Linked DNA regions of Homo sapiens: region 1 is linked to region 2. The links are chromatin loops, found by intact Hi-C in ENCODE. Cell type or tissue: PC-9. All regions are shown on one strand. Each heading gives the region's core, and the rest is flanking DNA. Links, peaks and the distances in the headings are about the cores only.

Evidence for each region. A loop is a pair of places that touch in the nucleus more often than their neighbours do. Peaks named below come from ENCODE experiments on the same cell type or tissue, not always from the same donor. Only the 100,000 strongest peaks of a DNase experiment are listed, where the experiment ranks them.
Region 1: it touches region 2 in a loop (4-fold over the local background); 2 of 110 quality-filtered maps call a loop at or near these places.

Annotation. Positions count from the first base shown.
Region 1 is chr9:86,738,048-86,746,386 of GRCh38, reverse strand. No RefSeq gene overlaps it. Among named protein-coding and RNA genes, the nearest start is that of LINC02834, 34 kb to the right of the region's middle. In PC-9, for the core only: CTCF peaks have their summits at 4,871 and 5,072; DNase peaks (open chromatin) are centred at 4,886 and 7,876; H3K27ac peaks cover 3,252 bases.
Region 2 is chr9:87,320,101-87,328,439 of GRCh38, reverse strand. No RefSeq gene overlaps it. Among named protein-coding and RNA genes, the nearest start is that of DAPK1, 170 kb to the left of the region's middle. In PC-9, for the core only: CTCF peaks have their summits at 3,423 and 3,627; no DNase peak of the experiment used is centred there.

The sequences.
Region 1 (8,339 bases), core at 178-8,177, 580 kb after region 2:
TATTTCATTTTTCTTCACTTTTCATTCTCTTTTCTCTCCCCTCGCTCACTCTGTTCCTGGAGTCTGGTCATACTGAAGGGGCCTTGATGGGCATCTCAAAACAGGAAAGGAAATCAAATCATTTAGCCCACCAAGCCGGAGAGCTGCAAGGAGGAAGAGGTCATTCAGGTGGTGTGGAAGCTCCAGATGGTTTCAACCATGCCCCCACCCACAGGGATGGAATGATGAGGACAGCCACTTCTCCCACCTCCTGGTCCCTGCATGCCTGGGAGGAGATGAATAGCAGATGACCAGCATCAAAGAAGAAAAATTGGGACTTACAGAAAGAGCCAGGACCAACCCTTACTGGGTATGGTTTATGAGCACTTCCCAGCTTACATGCTTATTCCACATAATCTTCATAATTACAGGCATCACTACAATTGCTATTCCCATTTCACTGGTGAAAAAACTGAGGCTTAAAGAGGTTGAATATTCAGAGGCCAAGGGAAGGGGAAAGCAAGATGAGAGTCAAAGGGTTCAGGGCTCACTTCTCCTAGGGGAAGGGCTCCAGCAATTCTAGAAGACTCCACTTCCAAGGAGGAGCTATGGTCCAGTTCCAAAGACTCAGAGAACAACTCTCTAGTCCCACACCCTTGGATAATTAAATTCTTTAAAGCTTGGTTCCCTCACTGATAACTCAAACTAATAAAGCACCATTTAGTTGTGAGACCTAAATGAGATCGTACATGTGAAGGGTTGTGCACACTTCCTGGCCAAGGCCAAGCACCCAAGATGTGGGCACTGCCATCATTGTTATTATTCCAGTGCTGCCAATTATTTTTCTAAAACATTGTAATATATACAGAGCATTGCATTGGACAGATTCACTTAATTTATTTATTTAATCCCCTGTTATGGGACATGTAGCTTGTTCACAAATTCTTTACCATAACTTCTCTTAATTATCGTAGGGAGAGCAAGCAGGGGATATTGGAAATACAAAAGTAGGAAAGGAACGTGGCTTATTGCATCCTATGAAGTTGGGGGCTCTTTCCTAGGGAGGCCCCTCCGCTTTGATGACTGAAGGGAGTTCACCAACCTCCACCCGATCTCACATAAATGCAAGAGGAATCTACCCCGCACGCTGAAGCAGGCCTGCCCGCAGCATTTGCAGGCTTAGAAAACAGTCCCAATGGAGGTCACACATAAATACTTAGAATATAGAAACCAAGCTCACAAACTGCCTGATACGTAATCTTCTATCCTCCTGCCTTCATCATGACCTAGAAGGCCAACTTCCAACATGGAATTTGCAGAATTCTTGGAGTTCCATGTTGAAACTGGCACCTAGGGTTGCACACATTGGACTGCCCTTTAGAGGACAGACATGGGGAAAGATCCTATGCAGGCCGTGGAAGCGGGCTTGAGGTCCTTGCACAGGGAATTCTGGAGTCTAGAAAGGGGGCACTCTAGAAAGGATTTCTGGAAGGGTCATACCTCCTGCTAGACTGCACTCTGGGAGGGCACATCCTCTTTGCCCCTTGATCCTATGGGGAGCAGCAAGGCCAGAGAAGGGTCAGAGTAAGGCCCTATAAAGCAACAGGTCCAGGATAGAGGTGGCTTTCGTTCAGGTCTAAGTAGAGGCAGAACTTCCTAGGTGAAGCCCTCTTTTCTAGCTGTTAAACGTATAGACCACTACAGGGAATTGACCTCAAGTAGGTACTTCCTTTCATTCATTCATCTTCCAACAAGTATTGTATTGATCAACTACATGCTAGGTAGGGATACAGCAGTGAAAAGACAAAGTTCTTGCTTTCATGACACTTAGATTCTTACTCCACATAATGATAATTACACAGATAAATAATACTGCTACTTCAGAAGATGATGAGCACTGTGAGGCCATGGCCATGGAAGCAGGGCAATCAGAGACAGCGGGGATCCCCAGCCTGATTTACTTTGAGTATGGCCTCTTTGAGATCTCTTTGAGAAGGTGACTTTTGACTCAAGACATAAATGTCAAGAAGGATCCAGCCATGTAAAGTCCTGAGGGCACAGGGAATAGCAGGTGCAAAGTCCCTGAGGCAGGACAAAGCTTATAGTGTTAGAGAAGCCAAAAGAAAGCCAATGGGCTCGAGTCCAGTGACCAAAAGGAAACGGGCAAGAGATGAGGAAAGAGAGGCAACCGACACTAGGTCAAGGTATATAACTATATTTTATGGCAGATTATTGTTCAAAGTGTCATGAAAAGCCACTAGATATCCAGTGACCTGATTTATGTTATTGAATAATACCCCATGCTGCTATGTAAAGAACAAGGAAAGAAAATAGTGGATGAAAGCAGGCACACAACACAAGAGGCCTAGTCCAGGTGAGATTTAGTAATGTCTGGATGAGTCAGTAGCTGCAAAGGTGGGAAGACATGGAAAATTCAGGATATATGTTTTGGAGCTAGAGCTGAGAGAACTTCGTGATGGATTAGATGTGGAAGGTAAGGTAAGGAGGGGAATCAGAGATGAAGCCTAGATTCAGATCTGCTTAACTGAGTTGTGAGTGGTGTCATTAACAGAGACATGGCACAGGAGGAGTCTTCTGAGAAAGACAGAAGGAGGAGGTGTGGGTAAATCCGTGGCTCCTTATGGGCATGCTAAGTTTTTAATGTCTATGAGAGTAGAGATGTCAGGGAAGCAACTGAATAAATGGGTCCTCTTGGCTCCAGGTCAGGGATAGAGATATGAAGATGGGAATCATCTGCATAGGGATGGTGTTTAAAGTCATGGACCAGGGGAATCACCTGGGATGCCAAGAGAAGGAGTTCCAGGATATAACTCTGGGGGTGCCCTAAAGTTCAGATATGGAGAAGGGAGGGAGAAGTCAGCAGGAACTCAAGGATTCTCCCATGAAGTAGAAAAGAAACCGGGAGAGGACAAAGACATAGAAACCAAGAGAACTGACTGAGAAGTCCTCATCTGCAAGTGTCTCTGTCCTCCTAGAGGGATGGTTGCCTCTGCCCTATGCCAAAAGAGGCAGAGGAAATGGTGCCAACACCTTATTACCACTGGGAAAATAATCTCAGGATGGTCACATTTCAGGGTGAAGAATAGGCCAATCCTAGGCCACGCCATTTCAGGGTGAAGAATAAGCCAATCCTTGGCCAAAGCACCATTTTGCTCCCTTCTGAGAAGTAGAAACTGGCTCATACAAAAAAAAATGCTGACGGTGAAGGGACTTGACAATCAAGGGTCATGGGCGCACCATTCAGAATGGGCCAGGCTCTGCTGCAGGGACAGATGAGCCCTAGAATTTCAGTAGCATAGCACAATAAAGCCTTATTTCTTGGTTGCTTCAAAGTCTAAAGGGATTCAGACGCTGTCCTCCATCCTGTAGGCTTTTGGAACATGTGCTTTTTGAGATTGCTAAGGTAGGAAAAGAAAGGGATGGAGGAAACAAATGCCCTCTTAGCCAGAAAGATATATACAGTGCCCCCGCTTTAATTCACTAGGACAAGTCACATGACCTGATCTAATTGCAAGGGAGGCTGGAAAATGGAGAGGGGCATAGGGAATATCCAGGAAGCAGGAATCATCTCTGCCACAATCAGCCACATACAAAATTAAAGCGAGTAAATCGATCTTTGCCCTCTTTCTATCTGGAAACCTGTGCCACTCTTTCTTTTCACCCTTTCTCTGCAAATGCAAGCTCCTAGACTGCCTCATTCCCTCAGAACTTGACTGTCCATCACTTGAGAATCAGTAGCACCAGAAGAAGACACTGCTTCCTCGGGAATCCGTTATTATCTATTAAAATGCAAAGCAAGTCTGTGTAATGACAGCACTTCTGGCCCAGTAGCAGGAAGAGTGAGGTGCCAACATAAATTATACATTTATCCAATTTGTGTTATAATGATGCTTCCTTTCATTGGATGCTCATTGTGTATTGCCACTTACTATATTTTATTGTTATTACTATTTTTTTTTTGAAAGTAGCAATAGTCAAGTCAAATCCCAAGTCTGAGACTTAGTGACCTTGAGCAAGTTACTTAACCTCTCAATCCTTCTATTTGCTCAACCATTTAAAATAAAGATAGTAATGCCACCTCCCTCACAGGCTTGTAGAAGATAAGAAATGACAGATGCAAGGTTCAAGTCATAAGACAGGTGCTCAAAACACAACGGCAAAAGCAGCACTGTTATAATAAAGAGCTGTTCGAACAGAAAGACTAACAATTATGGTTTTAAGGAACCAGGGTGGCAAACCCAGTTTGCCCACTGGACACTCTTTCCTGAGAGAAAGACAGAAGCTGACAGAAGAGAAAAAGGAAGTCAAGTAATTCCATAGGAGCCCTTTGAAAGGTTTGAGGCCCTGTTCCAGGTCTGGAGTGCAGCTGTGTGCACAGCCTGCAGAAACCACAAAGCAACCAGAAGCCCACACCAAATGGCCCTTCCATGGAGGGACTATAGGTTGCATCTCGATACTGTTTTCCCTCTAGCGAGCTTCAATTCCCCTCTGAATCCGTGCTTGGCAACCAAACAATGTTTTCATCCAAGGGAAGAGGTGGGTGGCATGCTAAGAATATTGACACAGCAGTGGCTTAATTAAATCTTTAGTTGGAAAAACACAGCTAATAGGTGGAGCTTTCCCTTGTGTCCCTCTCTGAGCAGCCAGCTTGCCGGGAGTCTGAGCTCTTGCCATCCATCCCCTAGTACCAGGGCTGGAGTTAATACCATCACTCTTACCATGACGTCACTTTGAAAGGTGCTGAAGTGTTGTTTGAAAACACAACCCAGATCTTGAAATCAGACACCTTCAGTGGAGAAACTCCCAGGGTAGAAATTCTGGGTGTGACCTTAGGCCAAGCAGAGACTTGGATGAAGTGACTCATGGTGTAGTGAGATATGAGTCGCAATAGGAGCTGGAACAGAGGTGGCAGAGGAACCCCGGGAGACAGAGGACTCACATTCTTGCCTCTCCAAGTCACCTACAGGCTGGCACCTGATCTTTCCTGTTAGACTGCATTTCTAGGTCACTTCAAGTTGAGAAATTCTGGGATCCCATACCAAGGGACAGGGAGGAAAACCAGCAGGAGAGGCCATCAGACCTTTATTTGATACAAGCCTCCAAAGTTTCCATTTCTTCCTCCTTCAATACCAGGACCAAGCATATTTCCCAATTCCTGTCGTGTTTCATGATATTTAATGTTTTTTAAGCATTTACAATGTGCCAGACCTGCACTGTCTAATACGGCAGTTGTTAGCCACACTTGGCTGTGCAGTCCTTAAAATGTGACTGGCTGAATTGAGATGTAAGAATAAAACACACACCAGATTCTGAAGATTTTATTTAAAAAAATGTAAAATATCTTATTAATAATTTTTTACATTGATGACACATTAGAATGATAATATTTTGTTGTTAAATATATATATACTATTATGTTTATATATAGCAAGACAATATACAGAAAGTTAAGGAAAATATTATTTAATTTAATTTCACCATTTCTTGGCATTTTAAAATTGTGGCTATTAGGAATTTAGGATTGCGCGTGTGGCTCACATGATGTTTCCATTGGACAGCCCTGTGGTGTTAGACTGTGCCGAGTACTTTTCATATATCACCTCATCTAACCTTCAAACAGCATCCTTGAGGTCATCTGCGTTTTACAGATGGGACCCTGCCCAAGGCCCCATGCTCCTCACCTCCCTGACTCCCCTCTTTACCTCCCGCCCCTTACTCACTTGCTCTACACCAGAGGCTCAGCTTCCTCTGTGTTCCCAGAAGTTCCAGGCACAGGTCGGCCTTGGGGCCTTTTATTCTTTTCTTTTTTTTATTATACTTTAGGTTTTAGGGTACATGTGCACAACGTGCAGGATAATTACATATGTATACATGCGCCATGTTGGTGTGCTGCACCCAGTAACTCGTCATTTAACATTAGGTATATCTCCAAATGCTATCCCTCCCCCATCCCCCCACCCCACAACAGGCCCCAGTGTGATGTTCCCCTTCCTGTGTCCATGTGTTCTCACGTTTCAATTCCCACCTATGAGTGAGAAAATGAGGTGTCTGGTTTTTTGTCCTTGCGATAGTTTGCTGAGAATGATGGTTTCCAGCTTCATCCGTGTCCCTTATGGGGCCTTTCTTCAACTGTCCCCTCTATCTGGAATGTTCTCTGTTCAGAGAGCTCCTTGGCAAATCCTTGGTTGATATTATCCAAATAGAGACTACATTTCAGCAGAATTTTAATGAATGATGCCCAGCTGCCTTCAAATTTTACTCTGTGTCTTCCCTCTGAAATGTATCCTGACAGTCCAACCTTTGCAACCCCCAATTTCCTCTCCTGCTCTACTTTGTTTTTTGTTTTTTTAAGAAGACAGAGTCTCATTCTGTCCCCCAGGTTGGAGTGCAGTGGTGTGATCACAGCTTACCGCAGCCTCCAACTCCTGGGTCCAAGGTATCCTCCTGCCTCTGCCTCCGGAGTAGCTGGGAATTTGGGCATGAGCCATGACTCCTAGCTCTGCTGTACTATGTTTTTACTAGCACTGTTTTCTAATATCACACAATTTATTCACTGAATATGCTCCTGAGTCTGCCAGTGCTAAAATGTAAGCTATCTAAGGGCAGAGACCTTGGTCAGTTTTGTGCCTTGCTAAAACCTAATCCCCTAGGACAGCGCCTAGCACTGAGTAGAGCTAATACCAGTTTGTAGGATGAATGACTGTGGTCCCTGATCTTCAGAGGTCATAGCTCAGTAGGGGAAACATCACAAATAAGAGTAGTGCCCACTGAGGGGATGTGTGATGGTGCAGGAGGCTCAGATGCAGGCAGCTAGGGAGATCAGTGATGCCTAGGGAAATAACACTGCATTTACTTAGCTAGAAGTTGCTGAGCCCTTCCTCCAGACCAGGACTGGACCAGCCATCGAGGACATGGCGGCAAAGCCATTACCCAAATGGGAATCAAGTTTGGCAGAATTTTAACTAAGAATCCCTAGTTCTTAACATCTATATTTTATCCCATCACCTGTGGAGTCCAGAGCACTTTAAATCTGACCTTGAAAATTAAGCAGGATGAGACGCTTGGGAAGAACATTCCTGAAATGATTTACCCATTTAAAGGTTCCCCCATGAAGTAATGCACCATATGTTCAAGGGACAACTAGGACTTCTTTATGGCTAGCATTTTTGATGAATAAAAGAGGGTGGTGGTAACAAATCTGAAAAAGTAGCCCAAGTCAACTGTGTGTGCCATGCTGAGGTGGTGAGACTTCCATCAGCAATAAGAAGGCATCTGAGATTTTAAAGTAGGAAACACCATCCAATTTATTTTTGAAAGACATAGTGGTGGCCATTTGGAGAATGGACAAGAGCAGGAGCCACTTAGGAGTCTGAAAAGCAGGCTGTATGAAAGAGAAGGGCTCCCACTGAGGGAGTGAGAGGGGAGACACTGAGAGGGATGGATAGGAGCAGAGACTCTAGGAGCGGAAGGGACAGGAACTAGGAGGATACCACAGGGGAGCTATGGAAAGAGGCTCTTGGGTGACTCCGATGGCTTCAGCATGGATGACTGGATGAATGGCAGAGTCACTGTCTGAGATGGAGAACAGGACAGAACACAGAGATCACGTCTAACCGAGGACCTCTTATGTTTGAGGTTTCTCTGCACCCCCTGGCAGAAGTGAAGAAGAGAGCATCTGACAGATCTGACTGTGGAACCTAAGGTGGAAACCACAGGTAGATGAGAACCCCAAAGACAGGCTGGAGAGAAATGGCAGAGGGCAGAGACCTGGGAAATGCCAAGGTTGAGGTGTACGTGGAAGAACCTGAGCCAGTGAGTGACTGGAGGGAGGAGCCAGAGGAAAACACCCAAATGAGAATGATGACATGGAAGTGAAGGGAGGAAAGAAAGTGTAAGAAGAATGAGTTTTCCCATGGGACAGTGTGTTTCTTGGACCAGTGCCCAAAGCCTATTGCATGAGTCAGGGAGGAAACACACAGCACACTCAAACTGGATAGCCTAAGCCAGGCGTGGTGGCTCACACCTGTAATCCCAGCACTTTGGGAGGCCGAGGCGGGCAGATCACAAGGTCAAGAGTTTGAGACCAGCCTGGCCAATATGGTGAAACCCTGTCTCTACTAAAAATACAAAAATTAGCTGGGCATGGTGGCACACGCCTGTAGTCCCAGCTATTTGGGAGGCTGAGGTAGAAGAATTGCTTGAACCCGGGAGGCGGAGGTTGCAGTGAGCAGAGATCATGCCATTGCACTCCAGCCTGGGTGGCAGAGTGAGACTCCGTCCAAAAAAAAAAATTGGGTAGCCTAGGAGAATTTAACAAAGGGATTGTTCACAAAGATGTG
Region 2 (8,339 bases), core at 195-8,194:
CCTGGGATGAGGCATGAAACACTACAGACCATGCTCAGTGTTCATGCATGCACAGCCATGAAGCATGGCGGAGGCAACGCCACACGGGGCAAACATTTGACCCTGGGACATAGGAGCCAGTGGATAAATTCTTCCGCTTTGCACCCCTGGACTAACTGTCCTGTAGTGCCATTTGCATGGCTTCTTGAAGGGTGATCTCACTAGATCCAGCCACGGGAGCACTCTCTGCAGGTGGCCCCTGCCTCATTTCCCTTCCCTCTGTATTCCTGAGTCTCACTCTCATCACTACTGAGAGACCACCTATCTCTGGGGTGAGTCCAGCAGAGTCTGCCAGGGTTCTCTTCCTGCCATTGTGAATGTCCCCACATCCAAGTGGAGTAGAAGGAATGTGGTGGACTTGTGGGGAAACTGCTTATGATCAGTTGAGCTTTTGTGGCGGAAGTTACTCACACTGTAAATTCTACACCCAGGAATTTATGGAAATCTGGTCTTTAACTTTGAGTTTGGACAGACAAGTTTGGTGCTAGTGGAGATCCTAGTTTAGGGGTTGGTTTGGAGCAGTGTGAATCTACTAGGGATTTAGCTGAATATTCAGAATCAGGAGGTTAAAACAGATGTGAATCTGATGCCTATTGCTGGCTTGGATTAGTAGGCACCAGCCTCAGGGCACATGACTCAGCCAGCCCTGATTCTGCCTCCTCTAAAGCTAACATAATTTTCTGATAGAGTGTGTTGCATTATGGTCTATAATATTATTCATGCTACGAATACTTATTGAGAACCTACTGTATGCCAGATACTATTCTAAGTGCTTTAAAAACATTAATTTAATCCTCATGACGGCTCTGAAGTAATAAGTGTTATCTCATATGAGGAAATTGAGGCACAGAGGTTTAATAACTTACCTCAGGTCCCACAGTGGTCAAACTCTATTTGAACCCAGAAAGCCTACCCCTAGCCCCACACTATTAACCATTGGACTACACTGAGTCTTTTATTAGGTCTTCTTCTTCTTCTTCTTCTTCTCCTTCTTCCTCTTCTCCTCCTCCTCCTCCTCCTTCTTCTTCTTCTTGTTCTTCTTGTTCTTGTTCTTCTTCTTCTTTCTTCTTCTTTCTTCTTCTTCCTTCTTCTTCTTTCTTCTTTTCTTTCTTCTTCTTTCTTCTTCTTTTCTTCTTCTCTTCTTCTTCTTCTTCTTCTTTTCTTCTCCTTCTCCTCCTTCTTTCTTCTTCTTTCTCCTCCTCCTCCTCCTCCCCTTCTTCTTCCTTCTTCTTTGAGTCTTTTGTTAGTCCTTCTTCCTCCTCCTCCCCCTCCTTCTTCCCCTCCTCATCCTTCTTCTTCCTCTTGTTGAGACAGGATCTTGCTCCATCACCCAGACTGGAGTGCAGTGGTGCAGTCATGGCTCACTGCAGCCTATGTCTCCCAGGCTCAAGCGATTCTCCTTTCCAGCCTCCCAGGTAGCTGGGACTATAGGCATGCACTACCATACCTGGTTAATTTTTTCTATTCTTTGTAGAGGCAGGTTGTCACTATGTTGTCCAGGCTGGTCTCTGTCTCCTGGGCTCAAATGATCCTCCTACCTCGACTTCCCAAAGTGCTGGGATTACAGGTGCCAGCTACCATACCCAGCCAGTCCTTTCTTCCTTCCTCCCTTCTTTTATATTTTAATGTCCAAATTGAGGTATAACTAACATGGTAAAAAAAAAATACCCTTTTTAGGCACATCGTTCTGTGAATTTTGGAAAACACATATGCTCATGTAACCACCCCCAAAATCAAGTCATAGACATTCTCATCATCCCAAGGGGTCATTGTGCCTTTTCCTCTACCTAGTATCTGGCAACCAATGATCCATTCTCCTTCCCTGGAGGTTTGCTTTTTGGAGACTGTCACATGAATGGAATCCTATAGGACGTAGCGTTTTGAGTGGCCTTCTTTCACTTAGCATGAGATTCATTCATGTTGTTGCACATGTTAGCAATGTGTTTGTTTATGGCCGAGGAGCATTCCATTGCATGAATGTATAATAGTTTGTTTCTGCATTTACCAGTGGATGGATAGTTGTATTATTTCAAGTTTTTGATGATTATTAATAAAGCCACTGTAAATATTTATCTGCAGGTATCTGTGTGGACATATGTGTTTTCATGATCTTGGGTGAATACCTAGGAGTGAGATTGCTGGGTCATAAGTGAATGTTTAACTTTATAAGAGAAAGCTTTCCCAAAAACCCTGTGCCATTTTGCATTTCCATCAGCAATGCACAGGTTTTCCAGTTGCTATTATTATTTTTTTTTTTTGAGACAGAATTTTGCTCTGTCACCCAGGCTGGAGTGCAGTAGCACAATCTCGGCTCACTGCAACCTCTGCCTCCTGGGTTCAAGTGATTCTCCTGCCTCAGCCTTCTAAGTAGCTAGGATTATGGGCACCCACACCACGACTGGCTAAGTTTTGTATTTTTAGTAGTGATGGGGTTTCACCATGTTGGCCAGGCTGATCTCGAACTCCTGACCTCAAGTGATCCACCCGTCTTAGCCTCCCAAAGTGCTGGGATGACAGGCGTGAGCTACCATGCCCGGCCTTAAGTTACCCATTCTAATAGAGGTGTGGTGGTCTTTTTATGCATTTCGCTAATGACTAATGAGGTAGAGCATGCTTTCATGGGTTTATTTGCTATCTCTTTATCTTCTTTGGAATGTTTTCTTGTAAATAATATTTCATTTTCACTAACCATATGCTTATGAATACATATAACTTATTCCAACTCTACAAGTGAATGTTCATATACCATTCAAGTTTTTTATTTCCAATCATTATTGAAGATGAATAATAGTGTAGTTGTTAGGCACAGGAAGAAGGTTCAAGTTGCAGCTCAGCAACTTCCTAGCTGTGTACTCTAGACAAGTTGTTTGAAGCTCTGTGACTCTTTCCTCATCTGTAAAGTGAGGATGATAAGAGCATCTACTAGAAAGAGTTTTTGTGAGGACAAAGTGAAATGCCTCATGTGAGGTTTGTAAACAGTGCCTGACACATATGTAGTAAATGTTGCATAAGTGTTAGCTATCATCGTGATCTTTATTTTCATCTTCATCAACATCATCATCATTATCATCATCATCATCATCCGTGATTGAATTCAACAAAATGTATATGTATATTTTTACATATATAAATGTATATGTTCAACTAACATACATTTAGACAATTCACTCCTTTTAATCTAGTTACTGTAAAGAGACGTCACTTAACATAGGGGCCTCCAATTTCATGTTGCTGATTTCAAGGGCCCAGACGAACCTTTAAAACATTCTTTGGATTAAACAAGCATATAAGCTACTTGCTCCTCACAAACATCTTTAGGTGAATACACATCATTTTAATTAGGTAGAAATATGTCTTTGAGTTTTGTTGGGGACAGCTCAGTATTAAATTTCTGATAGGAAATTATGATGTTGTACGATTGTAATAGGATTTGAATTTGTGGACTAAATCTTTGCGCAAATAGATTTATACACAAACAATTTAATTTAATTCCATTAAATAATTAACTAATGATGTTGGTGACTATGGTGAACAGGACCTCTAAATGGGAGGATGTGGATATGTAATTACTCATTTTGTCCACTGAGAGGAGCCATTTCCATAGCAAAGATGGAACAAAGGTGAAAGGGAGATTGTGCTCACGACCCAATATTAACCTTAGTGTATAAAGTTACTTGTGCAGATGCCTGAAATCACTACGGTCCTACAATACTCAAATAAACCATGTTTTAAAAGTCAATACAATTAGCTGCAGTGATTTAAAACAAAAATCTGTTGAGTTTGGGTGGCAGTACATCTTCCCAGGGAGAGGTAAAGGGTAAAGATCATTTTTTTTCCTCTGTATCTCCTTCAGAAATACCCAGCACCAAATAAAAGTTAGTTGCAGGTAGCAATAGCAATAGAAATGTTTGCTGAGGGTTTGCTGTGTACTAAGTGTGTTGTAAACATTGGCTTATTTAATCCTCACACTGATTCTATAATGTTGGGAATAGTTGCCATCATTCCCATTTCACAGATTGGAAATGGAGGCACAGAGTGGTAAGTCAACCACCTGAGGTCACGGAGCTGGTAAGAAACAGGCAGTCTGGCTCTAAAACCCACGCTTCACTATGCTGTCTTTCAACTGTAAAGTCTGCAAGCCTTGGCTGAATGAGTGAATGAATGAATGATGGAGAAAGTGAGAGGATGAGACAGTGCAGACAGCTCGTCCAGGCCATGAAATCAGAAGTGTTTTCCCTTGAGACTCAGAGAGAAAAGTCAAAGTGGAAAAGTGGGCCCTCTGAACAGTTGCATGAACACAGCACAAATGTCAAAAGAGAACAGATAAGGAGGAACTTGTTTTGAATATATCTTAATATTGGAAATGATGTCAACAGTCCTTGGGGATAATGATCTTGGGGATAGTAAGAGAAGGTTTTGGCCTAGATGAAGTGAATATGGGGATGAGAAATGCAGTTTCCAGCTGGGCACTGTGGCTCACGCCTGTAATCCCAGTACTTTGGGAGGCTGAGGTGGGCGGATCACAGGGTCAAGGGATTGAGACCATCCTGGCCAACATGGCGAAACCCCATCTCTACTAAAAATACAAAAATTAGCTGGGTGTGGTGGCACACACCTGTAGTCCCAGCTACTCAGGAGGCTGAGACAGGAGAATCGCTTGAACCCGGGAGGCAGAGGTTGGGGTGAGCCGAGATCGCGCCATTGCACTCCAGCCTGGCGACGAGTGAGACTCGTCTCAAAAAAAAAAAAAAAAAAAAAGAAATGCAGTTTTCGTGAAAAATATGCTGTGTGGTACAAAACTGAACTGTGTTATGGTTTTATCTTTCCATATTTTATTAACATTTCAAAACTTGCCTCATCTTTCTTGACTGTCTTTAAAAGGTTTTTTGTTCCCCTTCTGCATTCCCCTCCCTCCTTTTTTAAAAAATTTTTTGCAGCTGTTTTCAAGCACTCTGGCTTTGTCATATTTTCTTGGCTTTGGTGACACGTGAACCCCAATTTGCCTGGTGATAAAAAAGGTCTCACAAAGAAATCCAAAAAGTTAAAAAAAAAGAAAGCTAGGACAATTTTTCCCACCTTAAAATGATTCTGCCACATTATATTCAACACAGAAAATATCAAAGATGAAAAAGTAAAGTGAATTATTTATAACTCAAAAGAGAGAGAAAATTTCTCTTTTTAGAGACTCTTCTGAGAAAGAATATCTAACATTCGGGGTGAGAGGTGCTTGTGGCCCTTGGAGAATCTTATGACCCATAGCTATGTTCACATTCAGATTTTTTTATTGGCTTAAAAAAAAGTATTTAGAAAAACTAACTTATGGAGACTGCTTGCTTTGCCAAGAGAAATGAGAGAACCCTATTTTATTACCCTTGTGAGTCATCTATTTTCTTGGTTCTGCAAAAAAAATTGTTATGAAACTCATCAAATATTACTTAGGAATAAAACCAGTGTTTGTGATTCATCTATAAAACAAATTAATTCACACAATTCAGTATAATCTTGACATCACGGTGCTGCAAAACAAGGCGTTGTCATTGAAAATCTGCCTGTTTTCAGGTATCAGTTGTTTATGCAGAAGCCTTTCTGGACCCTCTCTTGAGCTTTGTTTCAGCTCAGAATAAGAAACTCAGGCCGGGCACAGTGGCTCATACCTGTAATCCCAGTGTTTTGGGAGGCTGAGGTGGGCAGATCACTTGAGGTCAGGAGTTCAAGACCAGCCTGTCCAACATGGTGAAACCCTGTCTTTACTAAAAATACTAAAATTAGCCAGGCGTGATGGCACGCACCTGTGGTTCCAGGTACTCAGGAGGCTGAGGCAGGAGAATTGCTTGAACCCAGGAGGTGGAGGTTGCAGTGAGCTGAAGTCACACCACTGCACTCCAGCCTGGGTGACAGAGCAAGACTCTGTATCCAAAAAAAGAAAAAGAAAAAGAAAAAGAAAAAGTAAAAGACAGTCAGTCTGTCAGTCATTGGGTTGTGGTCAACTGCCTGAACTGCGTGGCCACCGAGCTGAAGGCTGGAAGGAAAGTGGCCTGTCTTGTGACTTATCTTTGATTTAGCAAGGTAGGGGCACCAGTGGCCAATGGGAACCCAGGAGAGTGGGGGCCAGAGCTCAGGAAGATCCCAGAGAAGAGGAGGCAGGTATCAGTTGCAGAGCGCCAAGAATCGTAACCAGAGAACCACATCCGTCAGCAAGTTCCAAAGGCATTGGGTGGGCCTGAGGAGGGTGAGAAAAGTCATCCAGAGCAGGCTCTGTGATCTGTGGAGCCACAGACACAAAACGGGCCACTGCTTGTAGGTTGTGTCCTTGCCACATGTTCTATGACTAGGTCAGGCGGGTTTAAGTATATGGTTGGCTGGAAACCACTAAGGCAAGAAAAAAAAAGAGGACATATCTATGTTATTAAAAAAAAAAGCATTTGACTACTTTAAAAAGAAAGTCTGCCTGGAAAATGGCATTGTCAGAAAAACTGAAGACACTCTCTTAAGAGATTAACCCTTGGTCTATGGAGTAGGAGGAAGGGGCTGGGCAGAGAAGAGGTTTTGGGTTGCAAAGTTTCCTCCATGTTTGCCTGCTCACCTGAGCTCTCATGGTCCCTAGAGATTTTCCCTTCACTTTCTTTCTCTGCCATCTCCACCCTTACTATGTTGAGAGGCAGCGGGTGGTGACTCAGAACCAGGGTATCCCAAGGCCCAAGCCTGGGTAGGGTAGCTGGGAGGGAAGGTTGGGGGAACCCATGTGTGTGGTAGGGACTATGCTTCTTTCATACTCTTACACTTTCAGTACATGTTGATTTCAACAGGCTAGGGTGGGCAAGTCTGGGAATCTATACATATATAAGTAATTCATGTATGTTTTGTCTATATAAGATACATATATAGATACATCATATATCTAGACTTATATAGATATACATCATATATCTGTAGCTCAAAGTATTAGTTTGTTTTCATGCTTCTAATAAAGACATACCTGAGACTAGGCAATTTACAAAAGAAAGAGGTTTAATGGACTTATTGTTTCACATGGCTGGGGAGGCCTCATGATCATGGTGGAAGGTGAAAGGCAAGGAGGAGCAAGTCACATCTTACGTGGATGGTGGCAGACAAAGAGAAGGAGCTTGTTTAAGGAAACTCCCGTTTTTAAAACCATCAGATCTCGTGAGACTTATTCACTATCAGAAGAACAACACAGGAAAGACGTGTCCCCATGATTCAATTACCTCCCACCAGGTCTCTCCCACAATACCTGTGAATTTAAGATGAGATTTGGGTGGGGACACAGACAAACCATATCACTTGATATACCATTTTTTGGTAGAAAATGTCCCCAAATATATTTCCTTTGGGAACCCACTACTTGGACATATTGGAGGAAGCCTGATATTGATCCATATTCTTTTCTGAGGACAAAGAGCCTAGCATTTTTTTGCATCTTTTTTTACTTCACCTGTGAAACAAGTTCACATTTTTCACATCTTAATGGAGCTTCCTTTTCCAAGAAAAGTGATTAACATGGATATCTTTAAAATCATAACAACTTGGGTTCCCCTCCTATCACACTGGGAACTTGAGGAAGATGTGTGATGTGTTTACAGCAGGGGTCCCCAGCCCCCAGTCCATGGACTGTTAGGAACTGGGCCAGGCAGTGGGAGGCACATGGTGGGCAAGCAAGTGAAGCTTCATCTGTATGTACAGTCACTCCCCATCACTCATATTACCACTTGAGCTTTACCTCCTGTCAGATCAGCAGTGGCATTAGATTCTTATGGGATCATGAACCCTATTGTGAACTGCACACGTGAGGGATCTAGGTTGCATGCTCCTTATAAGAATCTAATGCCTGATGATCTGTCACTGTCTCCCATCACCCCCAGATGGGACCATCTAGTTGCAGGAAAACAAGCTCAGGGCTCCCACTGGTTCTACATTATGGTGAGTTGTATAATTATTTCATTATATATTACAATATATAATAATAGACATAAAGTGCACAATACATGCAATGTGCTTGAATCATCCCCAAACCATCCCTCCACCCTTGTCCATGGAAAAATTGTCTTCCACAAAACCAGTTCCTGGTGCCAAAAAGGTTGGGGACCTCCAAGTTACAGGATACAACTGTTTTTATTATCATAGCAGACACTTACTACTGTTTTTCATCCTGCTTTATATATTTTTATTAATTTAATCCTCACGACAGTGCTATAGGGTGGATACTCCCCACTTTATAGATGAAGACACTGAGCTACTAAACGCCAGGCTGGCTCTGGGGTCAACTCTCTTAACCACTCTAC